2 separate regions of the Mus musculus genome follow, and region 2 is linked to region 1. Evidence: chromatin loops called from intact Hi-C (ENCODE). Cell type or tissue: left cerebral cortex. All regions are shown on one strand. Links, peaks and the distances in the headings refer to the core of each region. The heading gives the core; the rest is flanking DNA. Region 1 overlaps Trim38 (tripartite motif-containing 38). Region 2 overlaps Ripor2 (RHO family interacting cell polarization regulator 2).

What was found. Peaks named below come from ENCODE experiments on the same cell type or tissue, not always from the same donor. Only the 100,000 strongest peaks of a DNase experiment are listed, where the experiment ranks them.
Region 2: it touches region 1 in a loop (5-fold over the local background); 2 of 42 quality-filtered maps call a loop at or near these places.

Annotation. Positions count from the first base shown.
Region 1 is chr13:23,783,949-23,800,424 of GRCm38, reverse strand. Trim38 (tripartite motif-containing 38) reads right to left here. Exons shown (of 6, transcript NM_001029935.2): 2 at 14,453-14,548; 3 at 11,984-12,214; 4 at 11,068-11,090; 5 at 10,855-10,967; 6 at 8,897-9,465. The coding sequence ends at 8,930. It overlaps Gm11337 (a long non-coding RNA gene), which reads left to right. Exons shown (of 3, transcript XR_873174.1): 2 at 3,071-3,210; 3 at 5,524-6,023. Among named protein-coding and RNA genes, the nearest start is that of Trim38, 9.6 kb to the right of the region's middle. In left cerebral cortex, for the core only: a CTCF peak has its summit at 7,741 (motif pointing left); a DNase peak (open chromatin) is centred at 7,730.
Region 2 is chr13:24,680,648-24,697,123 of GRCm38, reverse strand. It overlaps Ripor2 (RHO family interacting cell polarization regulator 2), which reads right to left. Exons shown (of 23, transcript NM_029679.2): 8 at 16,433-16,476; 9 at 7,615-7,658; 10 at 3,233-3,358; 11 at 2,859-3,007; 12 at 1,422-1,551; 13 at 528-653. Among named protein-coding and RNA genes, the nearest start is that of Ripor2, 50 kb to the right of the region's middle. In left cerebral cortex, for the core only: a CTCF peak has its summit at 9,603 (motif pointing right); DNase peaks (open chromatin) are centred at 9,623 and 10,140; H3K4me3 peaks cover 541 bases; H3K27ac peaks cover 322 bases.

The sequences.
Region 1 (16,476 bases), core at 5,106-10,105:
TGGAATACTCTTCTCTCCCCCCCCTCCCCGTGTGTGTGTGTGTGTGTGTGTGTGTGTGTGTGTGTGTCTACAGGTATAGGTGCACTGGCAATAGCCAAGCCTCTTCTGGGAATGGTGCCTGAGTGTAATGCCGATGGTTCTCCTTATGGCAAGGACCTGTGAGGGTATTTGTGCAGAATCTTGTGGCCTTTCCTGAGGGAATGCTTGATTCATTTTTGCCTCCAATTTGTATTCTTGGCCTTGTTATTGGAACTCTTTATTTTCACTCCATCTGTGACAGATGTTTCCCCAGAATCAGAAAAAGAAAGCTTGGGCTATGATTTATTCTTATTTTTCTCCGAGGATCATGAGAGAGTAGATAGATCATGACTCCTCTGTTTGTTAATGATGGTAATGCGGTTGAGTCAACACAAGGCCTGTCTGGGTACATCAGCTAACGTCCGGATGTTTTCTTCCAGTGGGAACTTAGCTCCGACAATAATCTGCCCACTGACCTGTTCCAAACCACAGCTATATGATTATGAAAAGGTTGGAAAGGTCTTGCTGGATTGTTGGTTCCAAGACCTAAGATGAAGAACTGACTCACGTTACTAATTTGCTGACAGCTCTTGGCATTAAAAGAGATCCCCTGATTAGGATTTGGGGAGATGCTAGATGCAAATAATTAAATCAGAATGTCCTGGGTATGCCGTCTGTCATTTCTACACTGTAACCGCAACTGCTACCAACCACGGTCACTCGGTTATGTAGCAGTGTGCTGGGTTAGACGTTAACTACTTGCTGAAGCTGTTTCCTCTTTCTTGAGACAGTCCTTGGGTCAGCAGGAAACCACAGAGATTGAGGGGGAAAGGAAGGGACAAAACTGCAGTCTTCACATTAGTGTTAAATGTAGGCAGTCCTTAGAAGAGACTGAACCTGAGAAAATGAGGAAATGCATATAAATCTTTTCAGTTGTGAAAAAACAGATGTATAAATAAATAAAGGTGGCCTGAGCTGTCTCAGTGCCAGAGAGTGTGAGCTGCACTTCCTAGTCCAAGTCGTCTTTCACCTACTATACACATCTTCCTTCCAGTTTTGAACCCTGTAGTGCAGGCCTTTACAAATGAGCAAAAGCAGGAAGGCCAGAGATCAACCTCAGGTGGTGTTCTTCAGGAACTCATCCATCTTGGTTTTCTTTTCTTTTCTTTTATTTTATTTTATTAAGATTTACCTACTTATTTAGTGTATAATTAATTGTGTGCCATTATGAGTGTATGTGTGCCACATGTGTGCAGGAGGTCAGGAGAGAGCATTGGATCCCCTAAAACTGGAGTTGCTGACAGTTGTGAGCTCCCACATAGCTGCAAGAGCACTGTGGTGGCTAATCTTGGGCCTCCAGTTGATTGCATCTGAAATCAATTAAAAACCCAAGCAGCTGGCCACACCTGGGAAGGATTTTCTTGACTGCATAATTTGGGGTGGGAAGACAGACCCTAAACCTTGGATAAACTTTCTGGTTGCTTGCTCTGGTGTGAGACGCACTCCCCACAGCCTTAAAATTTGTGCTCCCTCCTGTTGTAGACCTAATCTTCTGCCTCTGCCATGTTGCCCAGAGAAACCCAAAAACGCCTCCATCTGTCCTGTCCCACTCTGGGAGCAGGAACACTTGTTTGTTTTCTTGCTTGACTCCTTCTCACAGTAAGGGTTGGTCCCTAAGTAGAGGTGAGGAGGGACTGGGCCTCTTATTTAGGCGCCTCTGCTACCTCAGAGGAATGCACATGGGGAGGAGGAAATAGTTCCCCAGGTGAGCATTTCCTCCACTCTCACCTACTCTAAGCAACCCAAGGGAAGGAAAGAAGATCCCCTGGGCTAATTCCAAAGGAAAAGAGAAAGTTTCACTGCTTTCTCTTTTATGATTTATGTCACTTTTAAAAATCAATGATCCGTATAATTGGAAACCTCAAAGCCCACCATTCTCTTAAAAAAAAAATCATGAAGTAAAAAAGCTGCCCATGGGATGGGCACAGAGATCACTGTCAAGCAATGCAGCCTGGACAGAAACGATTTTCCCTTCTGTCCTACACTGACTGAGAAGACCCTTTGCCTAGATTAAAGAGACAGGCATCCTAGTACCCTGTCAATCAACCTGGAATATGCCTCTCTTGCCTATGAAGAAACAGGGGATACCTAATTCTTATGAGTCTGGTTTCAGAGAAAGAGGTACACAATGTCTTGGACCTGGAAGATATATTCTTCAGTCTCCTATTGTCAGAGGTGAGTCAGCCTGACTCGAGGCTTTAAAAACTGCTGATTGCAGCTCCGGCCCCAGAACTTCCAGATGTTTCAGCTCCGGCCCCAGAACTTCCAGATGTTTCAAAAACCTTTTCATCTGTTTGCCTGTGAAACAAAAGACACACGGGGTTTCAGTCCAAAGTGTGGGGCACTGAAAATACCCTAGGACACACCTGTCTAAACAATTGGTTCCTAAGAGCTGTGGCAGATATTGCTAGTTTAATGAACGAAAGAAAGTTAAATCTGGGTCAAGATATACTCACACAACCCCATGACACAGTTGAGGCCCTCCACTAAAGAACATGAGAATTCTGAATGTCTAATGACTATGTGAACCCATACCAGGCTCCTGGCTCATCCTTGAGTCTGATTTGAGAAACCTGCCACCATCAATTAAGCTACCCTCTTGCTTAATGACATAGGTGCTTGTCCATGACTGTCACTAGATGAAAGATGAAAAAAATCAGGTACATGAGAGCTGCAATAGCTGCAATATTATTTGGGCACAAGCCAGGTACCTCAGCCTTGAGACTAGAACCAAGTGATCTGACCCAGACTCTGAGATGGGGAAAAGGAAAGTCCACCGCCGTAGACATGGACAGTCAATTGGTGTGCTTTTACTACAGCGTATGCCATGGTATTATCTATAGAGAAAGAGGAATTCTCATTCTTGGGGAAAAGGACATTTAAAAAATCTTGGTTCTCCTAGAGACTATTTGACTTCCTCTTCAAATTGCTGTTCTCCATTGCTGAACTGCTAACCTGGCCTGTTGATACTCTGATGATGTGTCTGATCTAGGGTTGTAGCGTTGCCTGAGACTCCATGGTAAAGAAACCCTACAGGTTGATGGAGGAAACAACTAACAGGACTCTGGTAACTGACCTTCACCAGGATACTCATCTGGGGTCCACAAAACTTTCTGAGTGGCTCAGACCAAGGTATGTTATACTTAGACTAGACAGCCTAATGTGAGATATCTCAGCCAGATGCCATGTTGTGCTCAAATGAACTCAAAATAGGGAGTCCTTTCCCAGGAAGGAGGCCAAATGAGGAACCAACATCCTAGCAAACCCCAGGAACACTGACCTGCCCTGCTAGAAGAGGATAAAAGTACTTGCTAGTTTTTATAGTAGCTTTCCCCACCCAGACTAAACCTGCTCAAACAGTAGCTTAAAAATCTCTTCCAGGACCTGGTCCCCTGATTTGGCCTCCTAACAAGCAATCAGGTTTGAAAATGGCCTGGCTTTCATAGTCAAAAATCTCTCAATTAAAAGCTAAAGCTTTAGACATAAATAAAAAACGTCATTGTACATACAGATTTCAGAACCAGGTCAAAAGAACAAACAGGAAAAAACCAAAAAACTGCCAGCAAAGGATGATTGATATGTAGGGAGGCCTCCCATTTCTTTTTCTTTCTTTTTTATCTTGAATTTTATGTATTTATTTTTTATTTTGCTTCAGCCTATTGCACCCCATATAGGGAAGGCTTTACCCTCCTATAAGATTATGTTTGGAAGACTTCTCTCATGCTGCCCAGACTCAGAGGCCAGCAGTTGGTAGGACATTCTAACTATTCCTTTCCCAAGTCACTCCAGTGACTGGGCACTCCAGTCCTCCATAAAGTCTATGAGTTGGATTCTCTGAGACACGTAGTGACCTCCGATTCTACCACCAGTTTCCCCTTGTCCAATGGTACTGTCTGTGTAAAGCAGGTAGCCAATGGGGCACTGAAACCAAGTTAAAAATGGTTCTACATGTGGATTCTCTCCATACCTGTGGCTGTGGGTATAGCTGGCTTTGTACCACAGATTCACTACACCCAGGTCCAAAAAAAAAAAAAAAAAAAAAAAAAAAAAAAAAAAAAAAAAAAAATGGATGTTGCCAAAAGGATTGTCTCTGGACACTCCCTGATCTTCTACCCCATCCAAGACTTGTGTTCACTATGGATAGAGGCTTATGGTCCAATGTCAATGGCCCTCAGGCAGGAACCCAGGAAATGATTAGCATGACTACAGACCAGTAGCCCATACTCTCCTTGACTGTTCCTCACTGATGCCCACTTTAAATATCTGGTTGGATTGGAGAAAGGAAAGGTATGGGAATTTAACTTTCGAGATAGAAGTACAGAGTGCACAATTCTAAGCATGCCCTGTAGCTGGGTTCCCTGGTTGCCAGAAATCAGGGAGTTTTCATTCTAACAACTGAGGTTATGAAACTGAGGCTTCCTGAAAAATTCCTTTAAAAGAAAATTCTGGCCTTTGAAAAACGGGAATAACCTGGGGCATCAAACTCTAGGCCACAGAAAGGGACCCTGGGGATAAGATTAATCAATCCTAGCAAAAAATATGCCAAGATTGCTGTTTCTACTTAGACATCCAACCCCCATACTACATAGGGATAGGAGAAACCAAACTGCCAGCCCATTGACTGACAAAACTCACTATGACCGAAGGCAGCACAAATTAGTGTTAAAGGACTACAAGGGGATGGCGCTTGTCTAATATCCAACACTTTTAACCTAGGCAACTTCTCCTTGTTCTACTGCCTGCTATCTTATGGGTTAATTCATGTAGATAACGAGCCCCTGGGACTGCTTGGTGGGCACGTGCTAATGGTTTGACTAAATATGCCTCTTCTGATGCTTCCTAAACTAAGTACACAGATTGATCAAGACCTAGATTAAAAGATTTAGATGTACTTCTTATGAGATAAAATACCTGTTTTTTTAAAACCCGTTGTTTCTATGCTAATTGATCAAAAGTAATTTAAAAATTCCTGCTATGGTTAAAAAATAGCACAAAGAGAAAAAAAAAAAAAGAAAAAGACAAAGACATAAATCAGGTAAGTGACACTAGCTTTTGTCCTCTTAGTCACCCTGGCTAACTACTATGCCCTCAGCACTGACTTAGCCCTTAATTCTCATTCTTATTGAATTAACAGTGGGTCCCTGCACCTTAAACTATATGTATGTATCAGGCCAGTAAAATTAATGGTCCTTAGGACCAACGACACCTCTTTAGGGCAGAATGAGTCCACAATTTGACTTATTCACTAAGACCAGTGGTGAATGTAACAGAGCCCCCAGGCCTTAGCACATCTGACTCCATAATAAAAGTACCATTCAGGTTATAAAACTCAACACATAGACAGCACCAACTGCCAAAAGGAACACAAAGGCCTAATCCATCAATGTCCATAGTTGTAGGAAAAAACCCTTTAAATGTACTAACCTTGCTTTTTGGCCTCTGCAGTTCCACTTCTGGCTAACTGTTCTTGTCAACTGAAGTATGTCAACCCAGGACATGTTTTTTGTGCTTACAAGCCCACCTTGGAGAAGGCTCAGGTCTATACTGGAATCCCAAACATCTAATGTAGTTGCTGGCTGGCTAATAAAGGACTTTCTGTTGGCTCACCCCATGTCTGAGCAGTCTTCTCTTATGAAGACCTCCATAAAACTAAGAGTCCTGGTAAGGAAAGAGCAGCACATGGCCTGTGAAGCCCCATTGACTTCTGCCACCAATACACCTTGGAGATGAAGCAGAGTGTCTGCTGGGGACTAAATATGGTGTTAGGAAGACAGTGGGAGAAGAGCCGGATCTGAAGAACTACCTGGATTGGAGTAAGGGACCATTCATTCTTTTTTGGTTTCATTATTCCCTCTTCTGGACTTAAGGAAGCTCACCATCCACAGATGAGCACAGAAGTATGTGGGTGTGTTTTCTTTTTCTCTTTGGTGGTTTGAATGATAATGGTCCTTATAGGCTCATATGTTTGAATGCTTGGTGAAACTATTTTAGAAGGATTAGGAGGTGTGGTATTATTGGAGGAGGTGTGTCACCGGGGGTGGGCTTTGAGGTTTTAAAAGCCCAAGCTCTTCCAGTTGGCTCTCTTTCTGCTACTTGGTTATTGTCTCAATATGCAAGCTCACAGCTACTGCTCCAGGCTGAAGCGAAATAAAAAATAAATACATAATACTACCTGTCTGTTAAAATGTTCCCAGGATACCAAATATGGATTCCAACCCTCTAGGACCATGAGCCCCAAATTAAACACCTTTTTTTATGAGTTGCCTTGGTCATGGATTTAATTAACTTCATGCTGCTACAGCTTCCCAGGCCTATGTGTTTGACCAAAGCCGAGCAGAAGAGCACAGAGACCAAACACACACACACACACACACACACACACACACACACACACACACAAAACCCAACATTCAACACACATCTTGAAATCACAGTTTCCCTGACTTTAGATGTCTTATCACTAAAATACTAAAATTTTAGGGATGTGGTTGCTTGAGAATTAGAATGAAAGAGAAAAAGAAAAAGAGAAAAAAATTACAGCCATCTCTCTCTGTCTCTCTGTGTGTTTCTGCCTCTGTCTTTCTACACACACACACATACCCCAAGCCTATCTGTATTTCTCTGCCTACTTGGAGATAGAGGGCTGTCTGGCTCCCAACTCTCACCCTAAACAGCCACAGTCCTTAAGAAATGAACTATGGGTAGAATGCCACTAAGGACCCAAAATAGTTATAGAAGAAATCTGAATGATAGTTCAAAACAGTTAAGAGCTGACCTGCCAAGGAGTCTTGATGGGGTGATAAAACCTGACTCTAATGAGGTTGATGACTTGCTAAAGCAAATGAAATTCATAGGAATTAAATAAGAAGCAAGGCTCCCATGAGGTGACATTTAAACCCACCAAGGGAGCCAGGGATATATTATAACTTAGTTGGTAGAATGTCTGCTGAGCATGTATGAGCCTCCCTACTTGACCACCAGAATCACAAACATTGGATGTAGTGATGCCCCCTGTATTTCCAGCACGCAAGAGGTGGATGCAAACAATCAAAAGTTCAAGGTTATTATCTGCTACATAGTGAGTGTCAACTTGGACAACCTGAGATACTGTCTCTAAAAACTAAAATCGATCAACCAGTCAATAAAGTCATAATTATGCATGGTAGTTCATACCTATAATCTCAACACTCAGCACTTGAGATGCTGAGGCAGGAGGATTTCCATAAGTTTGCAGCCAGCCTGGGCTACATAGTGAACTCCAAGATAGCTTATCTAATCAGATCTTATCTAAGTTGGGGGGCTTTGGAGGGGGGGAGAAAGAATTTTGTTGTTCTGAATGAAAATTAATATTATTGCCAAGTGTGTTGTTGCATGCCTTTAATCCCAGCACTCGGGGTGGAGTCAGGTCCATGGAGCTCTATGAGTTCACACAGCCAGCTTGGTCTACAAAGCTAGTTCCAGGCCAGAGTGAGACCCTATCTCGAAGAAAACCAAAAAGCAACAACAAAGAAAAACACCAAAAACATCGCTGGCTTAAATTGTTTAAAATCTTTTGTAAGAACAAGATGACTTTTACCTTTATTTGATCTTGGACCAAGAAGTATTTACATTTTATTAAAGCCAAAGCTGTGTTATCACAGCCACCAAAAATACAAGACTGCCACCTACTGGTCAGCATGTTAGCTAACAGCATGGTGAACCACACAAAGCTTGCTTTCTCTTATGTGCCTCTGGTGTAGATTATGAAAACTATGAAAGAAAGATGGAATAAAAATGGAGAAACATGGTTATTGAATTCTCTAGGAAACTGAAAAATAGATTCTAAAAATTCATCCAAAGTGTATTTTTAATTGTACAAGAAAATGGTATAAAATTCTTTTTCAATCTCCATGCCTCTTTTCCAAAATAGGAATAAAGCATGGATATCAACAACCACTATGTATGTACATACATACGTATGTATGTATGTATGTATGTATGTACATATGTACGTATGTATGTATGATGTATGTATGTATGTGTACACACACACACACACACACACACACAACACACACGTATGATTTCTTTATTAGTATGGCTTATAGGCTGTGGCCCAGCTAGTCAACTATGATTGCCAACCAAAAGAAAGTCCAAAAATCCAGAATTGTTCAATACACGAAGCTGAATATCTCAGTTGTTCTTCAGTATACATTGAAATCTAGAAGAAGTAGGCTCAACTGCCAGGGAAAGAATGGACATGCCAGAGAGACCTGAGACAAGCAGGGAGAGAGAGAGAGAGAGAGAGAGAGAGAGAGAGAGAGAGAGAGAGAGAACTTTCCCTACCATGTCCTTTATATAGGCTTCCAGCAGATGTGGCCCAAAGTGGATCTTCTTCTGGAGAGATGGCTCAGTGGTTAAAAGCAATGGCTGCTCTTCCAGAGGTCCCGAGTTCAATTCCTAGCACCCACATGGTGGCTCACAAACATTTGTAATGGGATCTGATGCCCTCTTCTGGTGTGTCTGAAGACAGTGACAGTGTATTCAAATATATAAAAATAAATAAATCTTTTTTAAAAGTTTGCAAAAGAGATAAAAGTGGTCTTTCAACTTTTAATGATTTAATTTAGAAAAACATCCCTCACAGCTGTGCCCACTATAAACAGAAAACAATAATTACCTTCAAACACAGGGATCGTGCAATATGTTTTGAGTCATTCAATATTCAACACATTTGAAAGGGTTATTAATTCAATGCATATTTATTGAAAGTTCACTAAAAGAATTGGGATAGCAGTGAAGATAAAGTTTCTGCCTTGTGATATTTATGGGTTTTCTATGAGGCTACTTAAGGCATAGGGACTTACTTCTTTCATTGATTATTTATGGCAGGCAGGAACAAAGGAGAATATTGATAAACCTGGAAAAAGGGCCTCAGAGTATCCTGGAAGGAAGCCTTAGGGAAGGTGAAGATATGAGAGCCAGTAGTTACACTGTAAAACGATACAGCTCCAGCCTCATAGTCTAGGAAAACTCCCAGAATCTGGGGCTTTTCAATCAGATGAAGGGGAGGAGTAGGGGTAGAAGTAAGAGCTTCAAGGCCGTCCTCTTCAGACATCTTGATGGTCCAGAATCCAGACTCAGGCTCCTTCTTCATGTTAAAGCCCCTGTGCACATTCTCTACACAGACTCCCAAATCCCAACTGGTTGCATTCTCAACAGAGACTTCAAAGTAATATCTCCCCGAAGTAAAGCCCTCACAGCCCAGGACACAGGGTAAACCATAAAACCTCTTGGCTGAAGATCTTGCCTGAAGATCCCTGGGGCATCTTTTGTAAGTCACTAATCTTCCACCTTTAGTCAGAGCTAGGTCAAGGTGGGCTGTGCTGGGGTCCAGGATCACGCTGACTGTAAAAACAACCATAACCAGTCTTTTAAGAGTTACAAACGTAATACTTTACAAAGACAAAACTCTGATCAAATATGACTTAAGCATGTAAGTCTGTGCAAACCATATATAAAGTACCTATAAAAAGAAAATCACCATGCCTATTGTAAGCCATGAGGAGAGTTGAGTTAATGTTTGTCTGAGATATGGTACATATATGTCTAACAAACAGTGGCAATAATACCATCAATTCCCTTATCTCTATCACTGGCATCATGGTTCATTCAGACACGCCAAGGATTAGAACTCTTTAGAATTACTCTGGTTCCTGTTCTGCCCCAAATCATTCTGATTCAGAACTTTTATGACTGCTGACATTGATCATGGAGCATAAAGGAGTCCTTCCCCTCTTTGTTTATAATTACATTCTACCCAAACACTATCTCAAAAAAAAATCTCCACAAATAAACAGAAAGCACAAACAAAAACTATCACTAATGGAAAAGAGAAACAAAACAATTTCTCCAATATTGACTAGAGGTTTTTGAATTTAGTAATCATGGGCCAGAAGCTATAGGATATACCAGGCACTGAGTAACAGACAGAGCATGAAGCTTATTCACTGGGATAATAATGTCCCTTCATTATTGAGAAAAGTCCCTAAAATTATTTCCAGTATACTACATGCTGCTCAACTACTGTGGTACTTTGAGCGAGAATGGCCCCCATATACTCAGATATTTGAACGGTTTGCCCCCAGTTGGTGAGACTCTTTGGGAAGGATTAGGAGGAGTGGCCTTGTTGGAGCAGTTATGCCACTTGGGACAGAAGCCCTCTTTGAGCTGTTCAGGGTTGCCCAAGAGATTCCCAAAACTCACAGCTCATTGCTATTGTCCTCTGTTATCCCTAGATATGGAAGATAAGTCCCTATTGCTGAAGGCACCATTACTTCAGACACAGGGCTCAGAGTCACCTGGTCTGGAACTGACCTGACTGCCATCTCTCTAAGAACTAGACTACCCAGCTATGAAACCAGTGAACCAAAACACCAACCAATAAGGTGTGATAACCATATGTGTGTAGTAGTGGCACACATACCTTTGGGGGTAACCAACAGTGTTCTAATTGGACTTAAGACCTATTCAACACCAGGGAAACTATTCCTGGTACTGGAAATCTAGTCAACTAGTCAATGCCAATGACATCATGAGTCTTGGGGAAGGACACACATCCACCGCCTTACTAAACTGGCATAAACCATAACCACAGTCTAAGCATTTGCACTGATGCCAACAGACAACTGTAAAAAAGTAATAAGTGAATAAGTGTTGCAGCTGGAGACGAGCCTGGTTCCCGCTTAAGGTTCTTCCAGCTGTAGCAGGTAGGGACCCCTGCATTCACATCCCTACCTTGGTGACGTCGTAATATCGTCTTCACATCGAAGTACAGCTCAGACACATTACATTTAGTGTGAACCTTCAGGGGATCAGCCTTCAGTGGGTTTCGCTTCATGGCCTCACACCTAGGAGAAGCAGAAGGCGGGGCTTTTCTCAATGTCACGCTCCAGTCGGCTCTACATACAGACCCTGAATCCTTCTTTTGGGTGTACATGCAGGACTTACCTGCTCAAAGTGTTTTTCACGTCCTATGGGGAAAAAACAAAAACCAAAAAGGTGATTGTGTTTACATCAGTCATTCATGGACTTTTCCATGTCCAGCCACTCTCTGAATATACTCCTCTCAGAAGAAGTAAGAATCAAGTACCCTTCCATGTAATGGACATTGAGGAATGTTTTCCTCCCTGGTCTGCCATAAAGGGGGAGCCTGTAGTTCATGATTGAAGCCTGTGGATCTGTGAACCCTACAATGTGGGCTGCTTAAGATAAAAACCAAGAACTGCTTCCAGTGATTAAACTTCCTCTACAGAGAATCCTTGGTAGAGATAACTTGTAACACAAATCCCTAGTGGTAAATCTGCCCATAGCTCCTTAGACTGAGCTAAGCAGGTACCACAGAGAAGTGCAGCATATAAGCCGCATTCTCAACCTTAAGCTGTAACCAGCAGCACTAGCCGAGGAGGAAGTCAGAGCTCCAGTTATTTATCCTGATGGGATGGATATATCAGACACGCAGCTGTAAGTTAGTTCTGGATTGGGGACCCTATAAACAAACCACTGAGTAGTCATTATTCTCTTACATCTTTATGCTGTCACCATCTGTCACTTGAAAGCATATTTGAATAAGTCTGACAGATACCTCAGCGAATGAGCTAATGCGAGCATGATAGCAGGGATCAACCCGATTTTTCTAATTCCATGTTCACCCAGAGTAAGTTACTTCTTCTAATTAACTTCAAGAGTCCTGTAGCCTAGTGGAGATCATCCTGATGCTACTCGAACATGACCCCAAATTCCCCAGACCAATATTACTGCCATTCTGAGTGGAGACAGGCCTTGTCAATCTCCATGCTTCTGTACCAGCCCCCTTCTGCTATCAGAATCACCTGCCTTCTCTCCCTGCTTCAGCACACAGCCTCACCTGTAGCAATTTCTGGGCTGAGCCCTGACATTTTGCCTCCAGTTCCTGAATTTGGCATTGAGCTCTCTCAAACGTCTGCTGTAGATTGGCCTCGCTGCCTTCCAGCTGCACCAGCATCTCCTTTTCCTCATTTTCCAACCTCCAAAGATAAAACTTCTCTTCTTCCTGTAGAAAACTCTGGAGATTCTTGAAGTTTGACTTGATTGTTTGCCGACGATCCTCTACAGCATCCTGGAGTCAACAACAACAACAAAATGCTCAAAGCATGGGAACACGCCTGTCTTTGAATTTACAAACAAATAGATAAACAAAAGACAAGGAGGAAGCTTGATGACATCCTGCTAATTGAAATAAGCTCAAAACTTGGGAACTGATACGCCTATTTACACAAAGCACTAGCAGGGTAAATTTTGGAGACACGGAAATCCCAGTGATTACCAGGCTCTGGGAGACAGAAGGAATGGACAATTAATTCCTGCTTCAGTTTGAAGAGTATGAAAGTGTCCTGAAGGTGAATATGATGATGGTTACATAACAGCAACAATGTCACTAGTCCTCACCTGTAGTCAGTTGTGGTTGCCAATGGCTAAAAACAAGTTTTATGCTCTATGTATAATATCTCCCCCCACCCGTACCCCGCAACGCAGGATCAGCTACACTGATGTAAGCTCACAATGAGTCACCCAAGCAGGATGAGTGCCTTAAGTTCTTACCTGGCACTTAGAGGTGTGGGGAGAGAGTGTCCCTAACTTCTTATTTAATTTAACTACCAATTAATTTTCTTCTGGTTCAACTAAGATATGGGAGAACGGTGGGATAGGAACCTGGGAAACTTGAATTATAGAAGGAGAGCATTGTTCAAATACTTTATCCGTTATAAAAGGAAACAATTTCTTTTTTAAATGTTCTGGAAGTTGAAGTTAAACATCCATATGCCAAGGAGGCAGAAGGAAGAATGGCCCTAGCTGTGCAAGCTGACTGTGTCGTAATTGGCCCCAAACCCAGGATGGCTGGCTAAGGTGCTTATTTAATATATCAAGGTAGACTTGGCTGCAAAGATCTCCCAGGATCCCTTGGTCCCTACCAGTTACAGGGTATGGCTGGTATACCCATCCCTATGCTAGACTTCTCCAGCCCAGGGGTTAGGCTGCCCTCTGTACAATCAAGCCATTTTGGTTGCCTGATTATTTTTTTGTCTTCCCTTTACTTTCCCGATTCTCCCCTTTCCCATCTTCTCACATGGCCTGGCTCAGGGTCATGGTCACGCTGGACTCTCGCAGGTGTCTTTGGCTATGTTCTTCCTCATATCTACAATAAACCTCCTTTACCATGCCTAGGAGCAAAGTCGTGCTTGATAAACTTTCTCCAAGGTTGGTTTCTCACCTGGTGAGGCTAAGAGCTGGATTCAGACAAACACAACAAGGTCAGAATGTTGGTGTCTGAAGGTTGGAACATGACCCATGACTGAAGCTGTGTTATAACAATTCTGTGGGCTTGTGAGAAAACTCCAAGAAAACTGGACTCTGGTGAACTCAGCCCTGAAAAGTACACGGTTATTCTCGGACTGTACATTCATGCCCCTCCTGGGTGTAAACAGGAGTGGTTTACACCAGATTATCCATTATCTTACTGTTGTTTTTCAGATAATGTTTCCAGGTACATAGTCCTTGTGATTGTATACAGCTTGAATGCAAGTGAACTCTGCTCATAAGAGCATGGTTAACCCTCAGAATATAAACTGTCTGATGCTCTAAATAAAGTCCACCTCATTTCTAAGCTCCATTCTCCCACGTTCCACTACCTCTAGAGCGATGACACCAGAGTACCAGACTACTGCATTCAATATGTGAAGCAAAATGTGTCACAGAATAAATAAGTAGCATGCAGTATTAAAGATGAAAGTCTTAGGACTGGAAAGATGGCACAATGGTTAAGAGTAACAACTGCTCTTAAAGAGGACCTATCAGGTGAGCTCCAGATCTGATGCCCTCTTCTGGCATCCCTGGATACCTGGACTCACTTCCCAAACCCATATACATACATAATTAATTTTTTGGATAATTTTTTTAAAGGAAGAATGAAAGTCTGCGCCTCAAAGCAAAGATGGAAGTTTTCATGCATCCTAGTATGTAAAATAAGCATGAGACAAAAGGATGGGTGTACATTACACCCAAGTATAATGGTAGCAAGTTGACTTCATAAAGATGAGTCCAAGTCCAAAGAACCTGAGAAGCCAAATTTAGCTTTTGATGAAACATCAGAAATCCCAGCCAGTTACTATTGGCAGATGGAAGACCTTGGTGTCAAAGCTTCGCAGATGTAAACATCTAGGATATGAAAGCAGTGCTCTCTTCTTTAGGGTTTCTATGTATTGGCAGGAGACAGCCATCCCTGTATTTGTCCCGGTCTTCCTCTATGCCTAGACTCACTACAGAAAATCACTCGACACCAATGAACTCAGACTCTTACCTTCCAGGCATTTATTTGGTGTGTTATGAAATGTATCTGAACTTCGTGATTCTCTTGGAGTTCACGCAATTTTGTCATGGTGTTCTGGAGTTTTTCCTGAAGGAAAAATTTGAGTGAGTAAAATAAATTCTTATCAACCTTGATTTCATTTCCATTTCATATCAAACAGGGTCTGATATGGCCCAAGGTGATCTTGAACTCACTAAGTAGCCAAAGATGACCTTGAACTCCCTGCTTTTATCTTCGGAGTTACAAGAAACAGACATACACTACTGTCCCCTGTTTTGTGCAGTACTGACAAACATTGAACCTAGGGCAAGTTAAGCAAGCACACAACCAACTGAGCTACATCCCTTACCCTTAATTTGATTCTCCATTAGGCACTTAATATGAATCTCAGCACTCCGAAATGTGGTAAAATCACAATGAATAACTATTGAGCTCTTCATACATCTCTCTGAGTGCATGCTGAGGGTTTTGTATGTGGTGAGTTACTAATTGCCTTAGCAATCCTGGGCAGTTGGTAGGATGCTTAATATCTTTGCTGTGCTATAGAAAATGAGGCTTAGGAAGGGGTCAAATAACTCACCTCAGGAGGCATAATTGGGAGTCTCAAGAGTAAAACTGGACTCCTGTGTCATTTGCCAAACCATGTCACTTGGGGAAGGTTGTTATAGACTGCTACAGCCATTTGCAGGGAGAGTTTATAAATAGTGTGCTGAACCAATCGTAGCCAATACTGAGATGTTTGACATATCTGGAACTCTGTATGTGTCTTAGTTAGGGTTGCTATTGCTGTGAAGTGACACCATGACCAAGGCAACTCTTATAAAGGGCAACATTAATTGGGGCTGGTTTACAGGTTCAGAGGTTCAGTTCATTGTCATCAAAGTAGGAGAATGACAGTATCCAGGCAAGCATGGTGATGGAGGAAATGAGAGTTCTACATCTTGTTTCCAAGGTACACAGAAGACTGGCTTCCAGGCAGCTAGATCGAGGGTCTTAAAGCCCACACCCACAAAGACACACTCCCTCCATCAAGGCCACACTTCCTCCAACAAGGCCACACTTCCTGATAGTGCCATTTCCTGGACCACACATATTCACATCATCACAGTACTTATTACGGTAAGGTACAAAGAAAAGGCCAGGATACTAATTGAAGTTATCAGAGCTTGGAAAGAAGAGGGGTCTTGAGGATGACATCAAGAAACCAACTTAAAGGAATTCGTGTCCTTGTCAAACTACTCCCCCAAACCCCCACCCCCGAATAATCCTTAACATGGTTTCTTGTATTTTCACTTAGAACAGTTTGAGGCTACCAGAAATTGCTTGTAATGATAAAAGGTTAAAAAATTGACTTCTGTCCTCTGTAACTCCAGAGTTATGTGTATGCATTAGTGTCCAAGAGATCCTCCAAAAGATCCTGTGACTGATTGAGAAAAACAACATATTGCCATTGCTATGTGTCACATGCTGTCCTAAACTTTACATGCTATAATATCCATAAAGCAAACACAGCTCCCAGCTTATGTTCTGAGGACTCAGATGCTATCATGTCTGTGTACTGATAGGGATAACAAGATGGGAAAACTTGAAGCAAATTAGCACAGTTATCCATCTGCTGAGCACCAGGGCTAATGTTTCGCCCAAGCAGTCTGACTCTGTGGCAGGTAGCTGTCATCCTACCTTGCTCCTTTTTTTTTTAAAGTCATTCGAATAGGAATTTCTGCATCGCAGCTGTTGGAGGGTGGATGAAGGAGAACCGAGTGTGCTGAGTGGCAGCGGTCACTGATTCATCCTTATGGAAGTCGTGAGGCCTTTATGTGAGGCCATGTCTGCTTCACCGACTAGAGCATGAGGAGCCCACTTAGTAAGTTCTCCTGCACGCCAGAAGAATAGACAAGAATCAAGACAGCAGCCAACTGTGGTGGTGCATGCCTTTGAACACAGCTCTTGGGGGCAGAGGCAGGCAGCTCTCTGTGAGTTCAAGGCTAGCATGAACTTCATAGTGAGTATCAGGA
Region 2 (16,476 bases), core at 7,121-12,120, 890 kb before region 1:
AGTCCCTGAGTGCTGGCTTTTGCAAATCTGAGGTCAGTGGTAAACTGAAAGCACCCTTCTTTCCTTCCCTTTTCTTTGTTCCCATAGGAGCTCAGCCCCTGAGCTGATGTAGAGTGGAGGATGACCTTGACCTTCCCGTCCCCTTGCCTGACTTCCGGAGTGCAAGGTTATAGGTGTACCAGCACATCTGGTTCAGGTGGCGCTGAGTTTAGAATCCAGGCCTCAAGCACTCTACCAAACTGAGCTATATTCCCGGCCCCAATACAATTGTTTAAAAACAATTGTTTGTTTTTAAGAGTGAAAATCTTGTTACCACAGAGAAAAAAAAAATCACAGCATAAACCCAGGAATTGTTGGCAAAGGAGGGTGAAAAAAGTTGCATGCAAGACCATGCTTCCCACCCCAAGGACAGGACAGTTCTCATAACCCAGCAAGCAAGACAGGCAGGCAAGACACAAGAGACATGCTGGGCTGCATGCACAGGCTCCCTGGTGCCAAGCACCTCACGCCAGGCGGCCCACACTCACATAGAATTCTAGCAGGGCCTTGGGGTTCAGGCTGAGGGAAGGCAGGTCACCGACAGAGTGGTTGTGGTGCAACGTGGCAAAGAAAGTGTCTCGCAAGGCACTCAAGACAGACAGCCGCAACCATCTCTTCAGAAGTCAGGGCGAGAAGGGCAAGTTAGTGGAAAGAAGCAGGTTAATGGGTTCCCCTTGGTAGTTAGCAGGGCTCCACAGGGTCAAGCAGGCGTCATTCAAATACACTCGAAAAGATTCATGTCGTAGAATGCTCGGAAAACCTACGTGCCGTTTCCCACCTTTCCAAAAGTGAAGTCGAGTGGGGATAGAGTCAGGCAGAGGAAGTCAGTGCTGTTCTCAGAGGGCCCAAGTGTCTCAGAACGTGGCATCCTTAGACACCACACTATTAGGGTGATCGCTAGGCTTCAATTCTTCCCATGTGTTTATGAGTGTGGTATGCATATAGGTGCAGATATATAGGTGCACATGCATATGCATAGGCGAGGAGTCCATCAGGACTCTTTCAATTATTCTCCCGTCCTATTCACTGAGGCAGGTTCCCTCAATCAAACCCAGAGCTCTATGATATGGCTAGTGTCACAGAGGCAGGTTCTCTCAATCAAACCCAGAGCTCTATGTCTTATAAGGTAGCCTGCTCTAGAGATTCCCATCTGAGCTGTACCAGGCTCGAGTCACAGGTTGGCCAGCACACCCACCCAGCGCTTACGAGTGTTTTGTTGATCCAAATTCTAGCCCTCAAGCTTGCATAGCAAGCAAGCACTTTAACTGCAGAGCCATCGCCCCTGTTCTTGAAAGTCTCTGATGTGGGTGATACACAACTTCAAATTCTACTGGAACACCCCAGTGTTATCATTTTTATGCCAGAAATCACACTGAACTTACAAAGAAGGACTGGTCTTTGAAGGTAGGTGTTTCTGGGGTGCCCTGGCTGTACATGGACATCCTTCGCTGGAGAGCAGCTGTCTTGTTCCCAGGGCCCGACGATGGGGTTGTGTCCTCCACGTCAAAGGGACTGTAGAACAACAGGTACTTAGGTCAGCATATCTATTAAAATCACTTGTCATCCCAGAATGGGGGAATATGGTCTCTCATTATGACAGTATCGACTTAGTCCAGTGGGAATGGGGCTACTTTGGACCAACCTGGGTTATCAGAAAATAAATAAACAAACAATGTGCAGCAGAAGACTGACTCTGGACCTGCTGTGGGGCCACAAAGAAGCTTCGGGTGTGTCTGTTTCCCCACGAGTGTTAAGAGACATGAGTGGATTAGCTGCTGGATGCTGGGAGAACCTGTAAACAGTCCTCGGAACTTCGTCTGGATGGACTCTAGGCAGGTAAGTGACTAGCAGACTGTCATTCAGCACTAAGGAAAACACAGTCGCTGGGGTTTCAGATGGTCTGGTTGCTGGTCACTGACATCCCATCACCCATCGGGAACAGAGACCTTTGGCATGTTCATGAACAACCACAGACTGTGAGCCCAGAAAAAGCCAGACATGGGGTGATGTTTCTGTGACAGAACAACGGCGTCTTGGCTGTCGCCACAGCTGACTTTGATTTGTAAGGGAGCCTTTCAACACAAATAGCAACATGGTGTATTCACTCACAAGCCAAGGGCTGTGTATTTTTCATTAGGGACTTTTAAAAAGAACATAAGAAGTGTGTGTGTGTGTGTGTGTGTGTGTGTGTGTGTGTGTAGTGGGGTACAGTGTGCCTGTAAAGGTCAGAGGTCAGAGGACAACCACTGGTCTCAGTCTTCCTCTTGAATCTTGTCTGAGATGGTGTTTCTTGTTCACTGCTGTGTCTAGCAGGCTAGCTGGCTTCCTGTGATTCTCCTGTCATACTGCAGGAGTTCTGGGATTATAGACGTATGCGACTGAGTCTGGCTTTACATGGGTTGTAGAGATCTTAACTCAGCTCCTCACACTTGCGGGGCAAGCGGTATCACAAAGCTATCTCCCCAGGCCTTATTTTATTTTACTTTTTGAGACAGGTCTTCTATGAGACAGGCTGGTCCAACATTTGCTATGAAACTGAGGTTAGCCTTAAACTTACTGGCCCACCTGCTTCCACCTCCCACATGCTGGGGTTACAGACATGTGCCCCCACACCAGGTTACAATAAAACGTTTAAAAGTAGGCAGTGGAAAAGGAGAGATACCTGGACATGCTACCTGGTGAGCTTAAATGATTCTGAGTGAGCAGTTCAGGTGTGACCACTGCTCCACGCTGACACGGTGGTTCCAGCGCTAGCCTGGAAGAACACTAGCCATGGGCCCTTGCCTGTCCATGATGAACTTGAAAAACAAGGAACTTACTACCAGGTGATTTCCAGGTTCAGTTTGATGGTACCAAGGTCATTGATGTCAACAGCCACCACCTGGGGTCGGGCTGCAAACAGCTCTTTGGTCTCGCAGGTCACACTGCCTACCAGGATGTGAGTCGCCAGTCCTTTGAGTTCTGTGACCTGGTAGAGAAAGTGAGGGGAGAAAATGAGGAATGTCTTATCTTTTTTTTTTTTTTTAATGTTACTTTGTTACAGTTACATTGTCTCTGGGCTCTGAGAGCATCTCAACTAAAAGAGGCTTTGCACACAGAGAGACCTATGGGATGGAGGGTCCCCACCAAGGGATCATTGGGCCAGGACACCAGGAAGGAAGGAAAGACAACAAAAGACAGGGACTCACTGTACCTTGATTGAAATGAACCCAACTATGAGGGGCAGGAAGACGGTTTCTGCTCCATCCCAGCTCTGTTTACCATTCACTTCTATTTTGCCCTTCAGTTTCCACCTCTGCCGACCATACTTCATGAAAATCTGGGGTGAAGACATTAGGGAGCCTCCTGTTTCACCAGACTCCACCTTCCCTCCCAATTGCCCAGATCCAAGAGCCAGGAATCTGGCCCACACCCTTCATTCCCCTGCCCACCCAGTCTGGGTTCTCAGTGGAGCGCGTGAGGAGTGTAGAGGAGGTTTAGTTTATTGACTTGAAACAGTGTCTCACTATGTAGCACTGGTTACCCTGGAACTCACTAAGTAGACCTGGCTGGTCTCCAACTCACAGCACTCTACCTGCCTCTGCCTCCTGAGTGCTAATATTCAGGCCGTGTTGTAACAAATCTGGACCAGTTTAGGAGTGCACTCTGGTTCTCTAGCTCAGGGTGTGGATGTTTCTTTAGTAAAAGGTTAGAGCAGCGGCTGGATCGTTGGCTCAGAGGCCAAGAGCACTTGCGGCTCTTGCGGAGGACTGAGGGTTGCTTCCCAGGACCCACACTATGGCTTATAGCGACTTTAATTCCAGTTCCAGGGAGATCCAACACCCTCTTCCGTCTTCTTCAGGCATCTCTCTCTCTCTCTCTCTCTCTCTCTCTCTCACACACACACACACACACACACACACACACACACACGGTGTAAAGACATACATGAAGGCAAGCACTCAGATACAAAATAAATCTACATAGGCACTTTCAATGGCGGTCATAGCTCTGTGTCAATCTGCCCACTCACATAAAACCTGTCTTTTTTTTTTTTAACCCTACATCAGTCCATCAGCCATGGGAACTGGAGCTCTGCTGACCCCAGCTCCTGTAGAGACGAATAAAGATCTGTCTCTGGTGATGCTGGTAAGGGTCGGGACCTTCCAGACTCTGGGCAGAGGAGGGCAGTTGGTGTGAATGGCCTCAGAGCCTCTGCCAAGAGAGGAAATTATTACATGCATGCTCTTTTGAAGAAGGAAGAGACAAATGGCCTTTTGATTTTGAGAAAGTTTTGTTTCTGAGACAGGGTCAGGATGTCTTAAATAATAATCCCTTCAGATATGAGCTACAATGAAGTTTATAAGTACATTTTTTTTGACAAAGAAAACTCTATAATCAGGTGTTAGTCATGTCCAACCTTTGGGTATGAGCAGATGACACTGTCATACAGAAAGTTCACACTCAAGAACTGTGCAATTGAGTGACCCAAAATTTTCACATACACAAAAAATATCTCCTAATGTGTGAAGCTTTTAATTTTGTGTCAGGCCACACTTATATTCTTGGCTGCATGCAGTCAAGTTGTGACTTAGTCCAGTTGTGACTTCCTTAGTCCTATTCTTTGGGACAGATAAACACACCAATGAGCAGTGCCTAATAAACCTACATTTATCTGCATTTATCTGCTTTTAACTAGGTCTAACCTGACCTGTATTTATGTCCTCGAGAGAGAGCGAGCGAGAGAGAGAGAATAACTAAGAGGCAATGATAAAGGTTATAGGTGTTAAGAATTGTCTGGGTCTCCATCCAGTGGAAAAAAGACAGCATGTTCAACAAATGGTGCTGGCACAACTGGCGGTTATCATGTAGAAAAATGCGAATTGATCCATTCTTATCTCCTTGTGCAATGCTCAAGTCTAAGTGGATCAAAGAACTCCACATAAAACCAGAGACACTGAAATTTATAGAGGAGAAAGTGGGGAAAAGCCTCAAAGATATGGGCACTGGGGAAAAAAATTCCTAAACAGAACAGCAATGGCTTGTGCTGTAAGATCAAGAATTGACAAATGGGACCTCATGAAATTGCAAAGCTTCTGTAAGGCAAAAGACACTGTCAATAGGACAAAAAGGCCACCAACAGATTGGGAAAGGATTTTTACCAATACTAAATCTGATAGGGGACTAATATCCAATATATACAAAGAGCTCAAGAAGCTGGACTCCAGAAATTCAAATAACCCCATTAAAAAATGGGGTACAAGAGGCAGGCGGATTTCTGAGTTTGAGGCCAGCCTGGTCTACAAAGTGAGTTCTAGGACAGCCAGGGCTATACAGAGAAACCAAAAAAAAAAAAAAAAAAAGGAGGTACAGAGCTAAACAAAGAATTCTCAAGTGGGGAATACCGAATGGCTGAGAAGCACCTGAAAAAATGTTCAACATTCTTTTTTTTTTTTTTTAAAGATTTATTTTATTATTAATATATGTAAGTACACTGTAGCTGTCTTCAGACACTCCAGAAGAGGGAGTCAGATCTTGTTGCGGATGGTTGTGAGCCACCATGTGGTTGCTGGGATTTGAACTCTGGACCTTCGGAAGAGCAGTCGGGTGCTCTTACCCACTGAGCCATCTCACCAGCCCAATGTTCAACATTCTTAATCATCAGGGAAATGCAAATCAAAACAACCCTGAGATTCCACCTCACTCCAGTCAAAATGGCTAAGATCAAAAATTCAGGTGACAGCAGATGCTGGTGAGGATGTGGAGAAAGAGGAACACTGCTGGTGGGATTGCAAGCTTGTACAATCACTCTGGAAATCAGTCTGGCAGTTCCTCAGAAAATTGGACATAGTACTACCGGAAGATCCTGTAATACCTCTCCTGGGCATATACCTAGAAGATATAATAATATCTTCTAGGTATATATCAGCTGGTAATAAGGACACATGCTCCACTATGTTCACAGTAGCCCTATTTACACTAGCCAGAAGCTGGAAAGAACCCAGATGCCCCTCAACAGAGGAATGGATACAGAAAGTGTGGTATATTTATACAATGGAGTACTTACTCAGCTATTAAAAACAATGAATTTATGAAATTCTTGGGCAAATGGATGTATCTGGAGGATATCATCCTTAGTGAGGTAACCCAATCACAAAAGTAGTCACTTGATATGCACTCACTGATAAGTGGATATTAGCCCAGAAACTTAGAATACCTAAGATGCATTTGCAAAACACAAGAAAATCAAGAAGAAGGTAGACCAAAGTGTGGATACTTCATTCCTCCTTAGAATAGGGAACAAAACACCCATGGAAGAAGTTACAGAGACAAAATTTGGAGCTAAGACGAAAGGATGGACCATCCAGAGCCTACCCCACCCAGAGATCCATCCCATAAACCAGCCACCAAACCCAGACACTATTGCATATGCCAGCAAGATTTTGCTGAAAGGACCCTGATATAGCTGTCTCTTGTGAGGCTATGCCAGTGCCTGGCAAATACAGAAGTGGATGCTCACATCCATCTATAAGATGGAATACAGGGCCCCAATGGAGAAGCTAGAGAAAGCACCGAAGGAGCTGAAGGGATCTGCAACCCTATAGGTGGAACAACAATATGAACTAACCAGTACCCCAGAGCTCGTGTCTCTAGCTGCATATATAGCAGAAGATGGCCTAGTTGGCCATCATTGGGAAGAGAGGCCCCTAGGTCTTACAAACTTTATATGCCCCAGTACAGGGGAATGGCAGGGCCCTGTACTGGGAGTGGGTGGGTAGGGGAGTGGGGGGAGTATAGGGGACTTTCAGGATAGCATTTGAATTGTAAATAAAGAAAATATCTAATAATAATAATAATAATAATAATAATAATAATAATAAAAGAATTGTCTGGGTCTTATGTGAAAGATTGTCCTTTCAGTGTTGGGAGAGGAACTGAGGGAGGAAGGGTCATAATTGGTAGTGAGCGACGTATATGAGGATGGTAATAGTGGGGTGTATGGAACTGCCATGTTCCACATGTGGGAGTCAGTTCTCAGATTACCCTCCAGACTTTCTCACTGGCTCAAAATGTTAAAAGACAAATGAAGGAAAAATAATAACAACTGGACTCAGGCCTGATGGTACATGCCTGACATCCAAACTGAGGCAGGAGGATCACAAGTTCAAGTTTTAGCTTGAACAAACAACTTTATGAACTGCGGTTTCAATAATAAAAAGTAGAAGTGGGGAAATGGCTCAGCATTAAGAGCACATACTATTCTTGCAGAGAACCCAAGTTCAGTTTCCAGCATCTACAGGAAGCACAACTGCCCCAAACTCAAGCTTTGGTCTCTGTAGGCACCTGCATCCTGTGCACATACCTACACAAACACATATAGGCACTCCTCTACACACACACACACACACACACATTTTAAAAAAGTAAAACATTGACTGAAGATGTAGCTCAATGGTAGAGCATTTGCTTAGCATGTACAAGTTCCTTGGTTAATAGTACCAGAACAGCAGCAGCAGCAGCAGCAACAACAACAACAATCATAACTATAGCCCTTCAAGCCTTCAATGCCAACATGCAGACCAACACATTACTTACTTCATATTGATCTCCAGGACAGAGGCGGGCAAAGCCAGCCAGACCTGAAAACAAGAGATCGTTCTGTGAGTTGCAGAACACATTTCCCTTCTTTAGAGACACAATTTGTCATGGGTTAAAAACTCATGTAATAATGTAACAGGTGTAGGAGCATCTTCAGAGAATAGCCTTTGTGGGGATATACAGCTAGCAGGACATGCCCCTTAGGGTGGTGGGAGGAGGTTTCAAGGGGAGTCTGTTGGGTGGTGAGAACTCTGTGTACCTTTGGCAGATTTCAGGATCAGGGCAGCAGGACCAAAAAGACCTATTCTTTCACTGACCAAAATATTCCCATGCAAATAAACTGGCCTCTTGGTTTTCCTGTCTCCCAAGATCTGTGACACTAGATACCTTCCTGTGAGTCCTTGTCCCCACACCTGTCACTTGTCTGCAGCACACTCATTCCTGTTTCTCTCATTCTACTTATATAGCACAGTGATGCCACTGTTGATGCTTATGAACTTGCTAGAAGTAGACTGTCATGTACCCCACACTGGTGATTAAGAAAACAAACCCAGGGGCTAGAAAGATGGTTAAGCAATTGTGAGCACCGACTGTTCTTCTAGAGTGCCTGGGTTCAATTCCCAGCACCCACGTGGCAGCTCACAACTGTCTGCAGCTCCAGGATCTGACAGAGACAGAACTCAACTGCACATAAAAATAAATATAAATAAAGAAAAGAAAACAAACTAAATCCAATCAACAAACTGCCAATAGCCTGTTCCTTCAAAAGAAGAAGTGTGTCTTAGGATGATTAATGCTGCGATGAAACACCATGACCAAAGCAACTTGGGGAGGAAAGCGATTATTTAGCTGAAGCGTCACTGTCACGATTCATCAGTGAACGGAAGTCAGGACAGGAGCCCAAACAGGGCAGGAACCTAGAGTCAGGAGCTGATACGAAGGTCATGGAGGCTATGGAGGGTTTCTGCTTATTGGCTTTCTCAGCCTGCTCTCTTATAGCACCCAGGACTCCCAGTCCAGGGATGGCACCACCCACGATGGGCTGGGCCCTTCCCCATCATCACAAATTAAGAAAATGTTCTATGGCTGGATCTTATGGAGGCATTTTCTCAAATGAGGCGCCCTCCTCTCAGGTGACTCTAGCCTGCGTTGATTGACAGATCCAGTTAGCACAAGGTGCCTTTTCTTCCCCTGTGTCATCTGCAGGTCAACTTGAGCCTACCGCTTCAGCAGCAACACCTTGTCAGAATACACGGCCGCCGCCCTGGGACAGCTCCAGAGTCCCAGCTTCCATTACCCTTTCCACCTTCCTATTGATATTTACCAAAAGCCCACTGTGTGAGGGTGAAAATATTAATTTACATTTTAGAATTTCTCACTAAAAAAAAAAAACTATGACATAATTGCAGTGAAAAAATCAGCACAGACGTTTTCTATTTCTAACCTTTGAGTCCTGGGGCAAGTTTCTCCTGTGCTTGTACGTGCTTGTGCATGTATACACAGGCATATGTATGCCTATGTTTGCGGATGCTTCATAGACCCTTTTTTTTTTTTTTTTTTTTTTTTTTTCCTTTTTGAGATGGGATCTCTTACTGAACCTGGAGGTTGCTGTTTGGTTAGATTGGCTGGCCAGAAAGCACAGGGACCTACTACCCATCTCAAGTCCCTTTTCCATCAGAGGCCAAGTTGGGATTATAATCACATGACCCGATGCCCAGCTTTTTATGTGGGCTCTGCAGATCCAAACCCATATCCTTTTGCTCGCTTTATGCTGTCTTCCCTGCCCTGGGTTGTGTTTCTAGCAAACAAGATTTTACTCACGTAGACATAACAAGGATGATGTCACACTGTGTGTTTTACCTTCAGTGAATGGCTCAATTTATCTCAAATGGACAAATCTGCTTCCCATTGACCCATGGGCATGGTGATGAATAAGACGAATCCAGGGAAGCTTCAAAATGGGCTCACCTCTTACCATCTTTCGACACTAGATGGCAGCAGCTCACCAACTTGGCATGCCTTTTAGTTGGCGAGCCCATGCATTTAGGAGCAGCTCTCGCTAACAATTAGAAGCTAATGAGCCACTTAGGAGGACCCACTGTAATAAAAGCAGGATTGGAGGAAGCGATTTTCATGAATAATTCTGGAGCATTTAGGCTTTTTTCCCCCACCTCCACAAAAACACATCGGAAAGAAAGCACTGCTGGCTGGCTTTTATGAATCTGAAGCCCAATGTGCTAATTCTAAGAAAACCCTATTTACCCTTTGAATACCTACAAATTATCAGCTCCTGGTTAATCCACTAGCTGGTTACATGTTGAGGTGACAATAGGGACCCCGCTTCAGGGAAGCTGACTATGTACCATGATGGATACGTTGAGAAGGGTGGGGGGACTCTTTGACGATCTCCCTTCTCAAAATCACCAGAAATTTCTTATCACGGGAGGAGGAGGGCTGGGGTCGTGATGAGTTTTGGGTCTCACTGTCCATGGAATGAACACACCTTATTGACATTCCTTATAAGGCATCTCCAGCCTCTGGTGACAGTGATAACAGCAGAATGGCAGCAGGTAGGAGGAGCCAGTTCCAGCCGAAGCTCCCCAGGCGGGGGGAGCACTTCTGCTGGAGCACCAGCTATCGTGGACTTTGGGGCCTGGCTAGGTTCTGCAAATTCTGGCCCAAGGCCCTGCTGGCATTTCTACAGCTGCGAAAAGCCCAGTGTTTTCTCAGCTGCTTGGTGGTAACTGTTGTATCAGCTAGGTTTTCATGATGGCCACTCAGAAATCATCCCTGGGTTCCCTCAGGTGGGTCTCTTTTGATCTTTTACCTTGCTCCTGTGTTAATGATCCAACAGCTCTTCCACAGCCTGAATGGAGGACAGGGTGCTGCCCCCAGTGTGACTGTGGATAAATGATGCCCCCGCTCATGGTTGAACATTTGGCCACCAGCTGGGTAGCTCTGTTGTGGGAGGTTATGGAGTCTTTAAGAGTTAGGGCCTAGCTGGAGGAATCAGACACTGGAGAGTGTGTTCTTGAGGTTTATAACTCTGCTTTGCTTCCAGCCTGTGTCTGGCTTCCTGATCCACTCTAACCCCTGCCTCAGCTGCCGGCCTCTCCGACTACCATAGCTCCCCTTCCCATAGTGGACTAAACTCCTCCAAATCTTAAGCCGCCACGGATCGTTTTCCTCTTAAGTTGTTTCTTTCAGAGAATTTATCACAGTGGAGAAAGGTTGCAGATACAACCTCATAGCTATCTACAGCTACACAGCTATAGAGCCTCCCAGCTACCTACAGCCACACAGCTGCTCACCTGGCTCCCCGTGCCACTGGCTGCCTTTGCTCAGACACGGTTCTGGTCATAGAAGTACTCCATTGTTTCCCAGTTTTGCCATGACCTTCCTAAGAGTGTACCTCGGACTGTGTCTTAGTACTGGCCTTCCTGCTTCCTGGGCAGGTTTCCCAGTTCATCCTAAAGGCCATGGTGACCAGCTAGCACTGACCTCTGGACATGTGTCCTCCTGGAACTCATTTGAATGAGGTCATCGTTGGGAAGAAAAGCAGTTTTCTGTAAGACACGCAGTTCTTAGCTTCTTTTCTGATTTGGGGTCCTGAATCCAGCTGGGTCCTTACAGGTTTTTGGAATCTGGCCTCAACAGCTCCCCACAGCACTTTTACAGAGCACAGAGATCACAGCACCCCCCCCCCCCCCCGACAGCTTTGGGCAGCATCCCCGCCTTCAGGAGGGACTTTCAGTTTAGTTGTTCTAGCCAGAGGTTATTCAGGACGCTCTCTGCACCCCCCCCCCCCATCCTTTCCTCAGTGGGAACCTTCACTTAACATTTTTTATTTTTTCTTTTCTTCTTTCTGTCTGTCCCTCTGTTCCTCTTCCTTCCTTCCTCTTCTTTCCTTCCTTCTCTCCTTCTTGCCTTTCTTTCCTTCTCTCTCTGTCTCTTTTTCTTTTTTAAAGATTTATTTATTTATTTATTTCTATGTATTTGAGTACATAGTTGCTGAACAGATGGTTGTGAGCCTTCATGTAGTTGTTGGGAATTGAATTCTTAGGACCTCTGCTCACTCTGGCCAATCAATTCTACTTGCTTCGGCCCAAAGATTTATTTATTATTATATATAAGTACACTGTAGCTGTCTTCAGACAGCGCCAGAAGAGAGCATCAGATTTCACTACAGGTGGTTATGAGCCACCATGTGGCTGCTGGGATTTGAACTCAGGACCTTCGGAAGAGCAGTCAGTGCTCTTACCCGCTGAGCTACCTCGCCAGCCCTTTTCTTTTCTTTTCTTTTCTTTTCTTTTCTTTTCTTTTCTTTCCCTTTCCCTTTCCCTTTCCCTTTCCCTTTCCCTTCCTTCTTTCTTTTTCATTCTTTCTTGACAGTGTCTCACTGTGAAGCCTAAGCTGGCCACAACCTCACAATCCTCCTGCCTCAGCCTCAAGAGTGCTAAGATTATAGGCATGGACCAGCAGACCCGACTTAATTTTCTGTTTTCTTTTGAGACAGTTTACAGCTAGCTTTGTACTCAGATCCTCCTGCCTCTGCCCTAGCAACCCCTCCATCCATCCTGGGCTCAAGCATCTACAACAGTCTGGTCATGTGTTTGCTCATGTATGCCCACTGCGTGAGGATGTGATACTCAAAGGTTCCCCTCCACCCTGCATCTCCAGACAACTGTGGTGTCCTGGGGTCATGAAGTGACAGAGGCTGGTGTGCATAGCTTAGCAGCTCTTGTCCCCATGTCTTTATCATCACCATCTCGAGGGCAACTGCCTTTCAGATTGTAGTTAGTTGTGGAGTTGAGCAAAAGGGAAGTGTGGGAGGGTGTGGCAGGAGGAACTCAGGGGTTGTCAGATCTGAGAATGTGATGCAAGTGCTTGGCTTTGGGAACAGGGGTGAGGGTAGAGGTTGAGGTGTATACTAATCAAACATAATGGACAGCAGTAGCTCATGAGAATTTGGGATGTCTTCTCACTCCTTTTGTGGAGGGAGAAAAGGACGGGGCGTGTGTGTGTGTGTGTGTGTGTGTGTGTGTGTGTGTGTGTGTGTGTTTAATCAGAGCTGTAGTTTCTGGGTTTTTTACGTTAGGAGGGTAGAGGTGATAAAAGTTGAGTTTAGGGCAACCAAGGAAGCATAAGAGAAAAGTGGGCAGAGGGATAGCAGAGCATATGGCTCAGGCATTCAGTGTCTCAGCCCAAGTCACTCAGTTCACAGTTGGTGACCAGGGCATCCACCCATGACAGAAGCTTACTCCCTCCAGATCTGAGATTTGGATTATGTGGGTGGGTGGGTGGGTAGTCCCTTCCCCATGCCATACCTTTTAGGTGCTTATGTTTTAAGCTGATGGGAATCCCTTCTCTAGTGAAAACTGGCATTTGATGGTTGATAGTGTCTGCTCAATTATTAGGACTTCTTCATAATGTGGCATTGAGGTGGTCATGTACTGGCAGCGGTGATGGTTAATTTCCATGGTCAAATTGTTTGAATAAGGAATGCCTAGAAGTGGGTATGGTGGTGGCTGACTATAGTGAGCAGAGTAAGAAATGCCTTTTAGACATGTAAAAATAGTGAGGATCCCACAAGACTGGGGAGTCTCCTGAGCCAGGACTACTGTTGGAGACTGAAACCAGACCTTTAGCTAAGTTATGTTCACAGGTGAGCAGATTTGGAGAGCTAGGCTAAGAACCATAGTTAAGAATTTACAGTGTGAACCTTGTGTGATGACCCTCAGCATAAGAAAATACAACGTTTGTTATACAAACTAAGTATGCCTACCTTATTGCTCGAAACAGTGACTATAACCCTAGCACTCAGTGGGTAGTGAGTGGTAAGAATATCAAGAGTTCAAGGTCAGCTTCAGGTATGTAACAAATACTCAATGAGACCCCATCCAGAAATAAGGAAATGAAAGGGAAGGGAAGGGAAGGGAAGGGAAGGGAAGGGAAGGGAAGGGAAGGGAAGGGAAGGGAAGGGAAGGACGAGACTCTGAGAATTAATGAGGCATAACCCTTTGGACATGTCCATGAGGGTGTTTCCAAGATCTTTAGAAGTTAAGACACACCCTGAATGCAGGCTTGGATATTAAACTGAATAAAACAAACAAACAAACAGGAGTGGTGGTGAGGTGAGCATCAGCATTGTCCTTTTTCTGCTCCTGGTCCTGGGAAATTTAAGGCATCTCAACTGCAGACCCCCACAGCCATGAGCTCTTTTATACCCTCCCGCCATGACCAAGTGTCCCCCACTCAAGCCATAAACTACAACAAACCCTTTCTTCCCAAAGTTCCCTTTTGAATCAGGTATTTGTCATAGAGATGGGAAAAGTAACTTAATGTAGGAGCCAGGACCCCAGGATTCAGCTTTAAGTCTGATGTCAGCTTACTGTGTGGCCTTGGAGACGTCATCTAATGCTTTTTGGCTACTGGTGTCCACACATGAAATGGAAGAAATTATCCCTCTCATCAAAAACAGAAGCATCTGATACCAGTGAACATCAGAAACGGCCTCAGCAGCCCTGTGTTAACACACGTGCTGACCCCAGTCTCTGTGTGCTGGCCTACATGCCCTGGGACGTGGGCAATCCTTGTGTTAACACTGGCAAAGTAACTCTGCTTTGTATGCTTGACTGCAATGAATCAGGCCGCTGACAGAACCATCCTGAAAGTTCAAAGAGACCTCTAGAACCTCCGTCCTGGCTGTGCAGATTCTGAACTGCTGAGAGGGAGCATGGTCCAGAGTGGTTTTGAACCACGAACTCAGGTAGAGACCTTAAGTGGAAGCAAATGGACCTGGAAAGTTAGAAAGATGCAGATGTCCATCACAGGCAAGGCGTTATGTATGTGCTTCACACACTTGCCGGCTGCCTGAGGAGGTCAGAGAGGGTATCAGATCCCCGGGGACTGGAGTTACCAGTGGTTGTAAGCTGCCGTGTAGGCACTGGGAACTGAACCCACATCCTCTTCAACCACTGGTGTTCTTAACTACTATGTCATCTCTCCAGCTCCACCCAGAACTGCTTTTAGAGGGGGTTTCCCCTTTTCACTCTTCTTATCACAGAGAGTGGGTAAGGTAATAATGCCCATTAGCGACCTAAGGATCAAACTGTTAAACAAGCAAACCAACCCAGAGAGAGGACTGCAGGGGCCCAGCTGCTCAGTACAGTTAAATGAGCCAAACATGGGAGAGAAAAGGGCTGGCTGTGATGCCACTGTCCCACGGCCCTGATGGGCACTGTGGACACTGCAGTGTGAGGCTCACCACATCTAGCTAGAGTTTTCCTTTTTCCTTTTGGGCTGCAGGTGCTGTAGCTTAAAGTAACAATGCTCTCGATTCGAACAGACTCACAGCAGCAACATGGGAGTGGAGGGACAAATGAAGTGATTGATGTGGCAGCAAGCCGTGGTGACATGGGTCTGGTGAGACAGGTATGGTGAGATGGGTATGGTGAGACAGGTATGGTGAGATGGGTATGGTGAGACAGGTATGGTGAGATGGGTATGATAAGACAGGTATGGTGAGACGGGTCTGGTGAGACAGGTATGGTGAGACGGGTATGGTGAGATGGGTCTGGTGAGACAGGTATGGTGAGATGGGTATGATAAGACAGATATGGTGAGACGGGTCTGGTGAGACAGGTATGGTGAGACAGGTATGGTGAGATGGGTCTGGTGAGACAGGTATGGTGAGATGGGTATAGTGAGACAGGTAAGGTGAGACAGGTATGGTGAGATGGGTATGGTGAGACAGGTATGGTGAGATGGGTATGATAAGACAGGTATGGTGAGACGGGTCTGGTGAGACAGGTATGGTGAGACGGGTATGGTGAGATGGGTCTGGTGAGACAGGTATGGTGAGATGGGTATGATAAGACAGATATGGTGAGACGGGTCTGGTGAGACAGGTATGGTGAGATGGGTCTGGTGAGACAGGTATGGTGAGATGGGTCTGGTGAGACAGGTATGGTGAGACAGGTATGGTGAGATGGGTCTGGTGAGACAGGTATGGTGAGATGGGTATAGTGAGACAGGTAAGGTGAGACAGGTATGGTGAGGCGGTCCTATAATCCCAGTGCTTGGCCCATCACAGGAGGAGAATTGACTGCCGTGAGTTTGAAACCAGCTTGAATTACACAGAAAGATTTTGTCTTCAAACTAAAAAGAAGATATTCAAAGTAGATAAATAAACAGATGGCTAAATGACAATGTAAAGAGGCTGCCAGGTAATCTAGAAGGCTGGATGGGGGTTTGTGTTAGATTAAAGGGAGCCCAACTGACAGCTAATTATAACACATGGACCTTGTGTGGGTCCTAATTGAAGCAACACAACTCTAGGAAGCATTTGTGAGACAGCTGGGGATATCTGCCAATGAACTAGGTTAATAACAAAGACTTGCTAATTTCATTAGATGCGATAATGGGACAACGGGCTGAGGCACTGCGGTTACATTACGTAAGATGGCCCTATTCTTTCAGAACTGTACTGAAGTTTACAGGTGCTGATCAGTGGAGTGACATACTTGGCTTTTCCTCCTCTGGAGTTTTCTAGTTCATCAAAGGGAAAAGAAAAAGTGGCAAAGCCTTGGTGATTACTGAGTCGTGGGATGGATTCCGAGGTTTGTTGTTTCACTCATCTAATAGACACCATTTTCAAATGCGAAGGCAAGGTACAAGAAGAGACCCATCAAGAAATCATCATGGTGGAAGGCCCAAGAGCAGGCAACCCCATGTCTTTGCAATGACATGCCTTCTCATGAAGCTCTGTGGACGACATGGCACCTTTATCCCTCTCTGAACAAGGACAGATTACCTTTCATCTTGATGGAGAATTCTCCCAGCAGACTCTCCAACTCC